2 separate regions of the Homo sapiens genome follow, and region 1 is linked to region 2. A link is a loop called in an ENCODE intact Hi-C map of the cell type or tissue named here. Cell type or tissue: mammary epithelial cell. All regions are shown on one strand.

Region 1 (2,500 bases), 160 kb after region 2:
AACCTCTGCCTCCCGCGTTGAAGCAATTCTCCTACCTTAGCCTCCTGAGTAGCTGGGATTACAGGCACATGCCACCAGGCCCAGCTAATTTTTTGTATTTTTAGTAGAGATGGGGTTTCATCTTGTTGGCCAGACTGGCCTCGAACTCCTGACCTCTAGTGATCCGCCTGCCTCGGCCTCCCAAAGTGCTGGGATTACAGACGTGAGCCACTGCGCCCAGATTAAGAATTGATTTTTAAAGTGCCTATCACAAGGCCCGGCGCAGTGGCTCACGTCTGTAATCCCAGCACTTTGGGAGGCTGAGGTGGGCGGATCACGAGGTCAGGAGTTTGAGACCAGCCTGATCAATATGGTGAAACCCCATCTCTACTAAAAATACAAAAATTATCTGTTCGTGGTGGCAGGCACCTGTAATCCCAGCTACTCAGGAGGCTGAGGCAGGAGAGTCGCTGGAACCCGGGAGATGGAGGTTGCAGTGAGCTGAGATTGCACCACTGCACTGCAGCCTGGGCGAGAGAGCAAGACACCATCCCAGGAAAAAAAAAAAAAAAAAAACAAAGTACCTATCACAAAAATTGATGTTTGAGAGCTGAATGTGTTTCATTTTATTCTTCCAGAGACACTCGTATACTGCGTCTTTTCACTCTCTCTCTGAAAAAAATATAAGTTATTGTGGGCAATGTGTGGGTTCTGAATAAGTAGGTACTTGTTTCATCTTTCTTATATCATAAAATCAAAATTGTTGTTCCCACGGCTCACACATGTAATCCCAGCACTCTGGGAGAGGAAACTGTTGGGATTATGTGTTTGAACCACCCGGCCAACAATTTTGAGGTGGGAGAATCGCTTGAGCCCAGGAATTTAAGACCAGCTTGGATAACACGGCAAGATCCCATCTCTACAAAAAAATTAAAAAATTAGCCAGGTGTGGTGGTGTGCACCTGTAGTCCCAGCTACTCACTCGACAGGCTGACGCAGGAGGATTGCTTGAACCCACGAGTTTGACATTGCAGTGAGGTATGATTGAGCCATTGTACTCCAGCCTGGGCAATAGAGGGAGACCCTGTCTCAAAAAACAAAACAAAACAAAAGATTCTTTTAATTTTTTTTGCGCTTGTAATGTCAATAGCTTGACTAAGAAAGAAAACAGATTAAGTCCACTCTGTCTTTATTAGGAAGTAACTGTGAATTTTTTTTTTTTTTTTTCAGTTGCAAAGCCTCATTCCTTTTGTTCAGCTGCCCCCTAGTGACTCCGTGTGTGAAGAGTACGGTTTGAGCTGTTCCGATGCTCTGCATAATCTTTTTTAGTAAGTAGATTGCTGGCAAGAGAACTACAATTGAACATTTTATCCTGAGAGCTTTTTTTTTAAAGATAGTGATTCTAAGGCTAATAGTTTCGTGTCTTTTTTTTTTTTTCTTGAGACGGAGTCTTGCTTTGTTGCCCAGGCTGGAGTGCAATGGTGCTATCTTGGCTCACTGCAACCTCTACCTCCTGAGTTCAAGCAATTCTCCTGCCTCAGCCTCCTGAGTAGCTGGGATTACAGGCACGTGCCACCACACCCGGCTAATTTTGTATTTTTAGTAGAGACGGGGTTTCACCATGTTGGCCAGGCTGGTCTCGAACTCCTGACCTCAGATGATCCGCCCACCTTGGTGTCCCAAAGTGCTGGGATTACAGGCATGAGCCACCACGCCTGGCTAGGGATAATAGTTTTTTATGTCCTTTATAAAACTGTGAGCAATGCTGTGGCTAAGAAAGATGATTTATACAAAGGAGTCAGTTGCTTAATTCAAACCATGTTTTGAGTAAGTGGTATATTTCAGGTGGTTTTCTGTTGAGCAGGTCTTCTTTAAGGCTCTGTTTAGTTAGACTAACTTGTAAATTATTTTATCATTTTAAATGATTTTGACTTTCCTGGCATCTGATGAAGGCAGTTCAGTGTCATTACTTTTCGTATAAGAAAATAGACACTTCCATAAATAGGATTGGTCCTGTAAAGATATCTATCTATCTGTGTGTATATATATATATATATATATATTTTTTTTTTTTTTAGCTTTGAGATGGAGTCTTGCTTTGTTGCCTAGGCTGCAGTGCAGTGCCGTGATCTTGGCTCACTGCAACCTCTGCCTCCCTGCAACCTCTGCCTCCCAGGTTCAAGCGATACTCCTGCCTCAGCCTTCCGAGAAGCTGGGACTACAGGTGTTCACCACCATGCCCGGCTGATTTTTTGTATTTTTAGTGGAGACGGGGTTTCGCCATGTTGCCCAGGCTGGTCTTGAACTCCTGACCTCAGGTGATCCACCCACCTTGGCCTCTCAAGGCTCTGGAATTACAGGCATGAGCCACCACACCCAGCCTAAGATCTGTATTTCTTTTTGTTTGTTTGTTTGTTGCCTTGAGATCTATATTTCTTACTCTTCCTCCACTTGCTTTTGGCTTATGCCTGAAATGGTAAACATGGAGCTTTATGTCTTTATGTGAAGGTGGTGTTCTTCT
Region 2 (2,500 bases):
TCCATATTAAAAATAAAATCACAGTATGATTGTGTCTGTAACTAGAAACTCGAAGGGACCAAGCAGACAACGGAGACTCCAGTATCAGTGAAGACAAGAGACGCTGTATCAAAAAGTGTTGTGTAATAGAAACATACTGTCGGCTTTACAAATCATGTCTGGGTTATACATTCATAATGTAAATACTCATCATAACTGGGAAATTGATTGATTGGAACAGTTCCACAAAGTTCAAAAACAGAACTTGTCTATAAAATACATCTTCAAATCTTGAATACAACTAAAATAAGCAAATTAGTTTCTAGTATCAGACATTACAGAAAACAGACTGCTCTCCAAAGTCTAGGTGAGAGCTTGTGAGTTTTTAAATAAGTCTTTAAATTAAATATACACACTGTCAGTTTGTACTTTTGACAATTCCATGGTCTCCCGGTTGGTCTTGCACCAGATGTCTAACTTGGAGGAACATTACATGAAATACAAGTAATCGACCTGAGTCTGTAATTAAGCAGCATTTGAGATGTTCTATTCCAGGGCATTATTTCAATGGGATTTATATACACGGTATTTTACAATGGTCAGCAGTGGTAGAAAGTGTTCGTCCATTCGGAATAAGGGTAATTAAGAAAAGGTAAAAACTAAAAAAAAAGTTCTCCATGGTAAAATCTGTACAGTATTTACTAAAGAAGCACCACGCAGATTGGAACAGAGTTATTGTCTATCTTTATAATTTAAGCTGGGCTGGGGATGGCTTCTGTTGAACGCGTTGAATCTGAAAGACAAGAGGCGCAGGGTTAGTGAGTTGGAGGCAGGCGGCGGCGTGTAGGGCTTATTCCCGGACGCCCTGCCAGCTGCTCCCGAAGGCTGGGGAAGCTCTTCCTTGAGGAGATCACTCTGCCTTCTCTGCCTTCCTGAGTGGAAATGAGGGAACTGGCGGTGCGGGCAGCTCAGCCAGGGAGGCGCCATCTGCTGGGCCCGGCCACCACCCGCCCCAGATGCCTCCTCCACCTCCATCCTCACAGCCCCTCACTCAGGAAGTTTAGCTCCTTAATTAGGGTTGGGCCTCTCCCTTGAGGACACATTGATAAAGCCTGTTAATTAACGGCCAATTAATCCACAGACTCTTCACTTGGCAATTCATTTTAAATTCCTCTTGCTGACTACATGTGACAGACACATTTGGACAAAGTTTCCTTTCAAGGGAAAAATGGTTCACTGTCCCCTCTAGCTCCACAAGGGTCAGGTATAAAACCAGTGACTCTCCCAGGACCGCTGTGTGAAGTGATCCAACAAAGCCCCACAGCTCCGAGGTCCTGATCTGCCGCCCGGCCCTGGGCCACCTTCCTATGGTTTTGTACGGTGGCTGCTGGGGGGGTGCTGGCTCCAGCTCAGTGCCACCTCGGGGCGCAGACAGCAGCACAGGGGACGGGACGGACGAGGGAGCAAGGCTCCGCTCTCCTGAGTGAGGTGCCTGTGCTGGGGACCGGGCCTCTCCCTTCCCAGATGTTTATCAAAGGCCCGTGGGCTCTGCCGCTGTGAGCCGGGTTGGCTTTTCCCAAGTGAGGCACAAGGGAACAGGGCGACTCTGCCTGCGTGAAGGATGCGGGTCTTCCCCAGCCAGTAATGCAAACGTGATGAGGTGGAGGGTCTAGGTCTGTCCCCAAGCGCGTGGCCTGGGTCTGGGCTGGCTGGGAACCTGCCGGGGCCTCTCCATGGCTCTGCCAACTCCTATGAGCCCAGCCCCCAGGCAGAGCCGCAGAATTAAAACTCCTCTGCCTGCGTCCCCTCAGCGCCACCACAAACAATGAGGAAACAGACAGGAAAACAGCTTACCATAACTAGTGAATTTTTTGTTTTGAGGCTGAGTTTTCAATCACCTAGAAAGCAAAGGTCAGGAAAGAGATTTTAATGATGGTTGCAAAATCGCCAGGGCCTCTGCTGTGTGTGTGCGTTAAGTGGCTATGGTCAGAGTCACTGCGGTTCCCTGTGAGCGCCTGAGGCCACTCCCCAGTGAGGTGAGCAGGGATGTCCCAGCGCTCAGCGGCTGCTCCCAGGGTTTTACTGATGTCAAAGGGTTTACGTGATGACTGAGGGCTCCATCCAACCCACACGCAGCCTGATGTTAGAACAGATATCAGGCCCAAGAACTGAACTGGGCGGAACAGAGCCAGAGGAGGAGTTTGAAAGAGAAAGACAAGGGGCCGAAGTCCAGGGTAGAGGGGGACCCGCAGGACCACAGGACGCTGGGTGAGGCGGGGCCGGGCAGCGGCCTTCTCAGAAGGACAAGAAAGGCTCCTCAGTCTGCTCGCAGCAGAAGCGCCAGCTGCAAACCCTGTCATCGGTGCAGTGGGACGGGGACGGAAACACAGGGCCACCACACAGACAACGCCTGACCACAGCACCCGAGACACGAGGCAAACAAGATCACGTTCAACCTCCCTCCCGCTGGACCAGCTGCCTCGGGGGCCATCACTGTCTCCCAGTAGCCCCAGCTGGAAGC

The links. Hi-C counts contacts between places; a loop is a spot of excess contacts. Peaks named below come from ENCODE experiments on the same cell type or tissue, not always from the same donor. Only the 100,000 strongest peaks of a DNase experiment are listed, where the experiment ranks them.
Region 1: it touches region 2 in a loop (6-fold over the local background); 2 of 110 quality-filtered maps call a loop at or near these places.

Annotation. Positions count from the first base shown.
Region 1 is chr7:5,996,133-5,998,632 of GRCh38, reverse strand. PMS2 (PMS1 homolog 2, mismatch repair system component) reads left to right here. Exons shown (of 15, transcript NM_000535.7): 7 at 1,210-1,307. Among named protein-coding and RNA genes, the nearest start is that of PMS2, 12 kb to the left of the region's middle. In mammary epithelial cell, a CTCF peak has its summit at 1,250 (motif pointing left); no DNase peak of the experiment used is centred here.
Region 2 is chr7:6,158,827-6,161,326 of GRCh38, reverse strand. USP42 (ubiquitin specific peptidase 42) reads right to left here. Exons shown (of 18, transcript NM_032172.3): 17 at 1,834-1,877; 18 at 1-772. The coding sequence ends at 1,870. Among named protein-coding and RNA genes, the nearest start is that of USP42, 55 kb to the right of the region's middle. In mammary epithelial cell, a CTCF peak has its summit at 972 (motif pointing left); no DNase peak of the experiment used is centred here.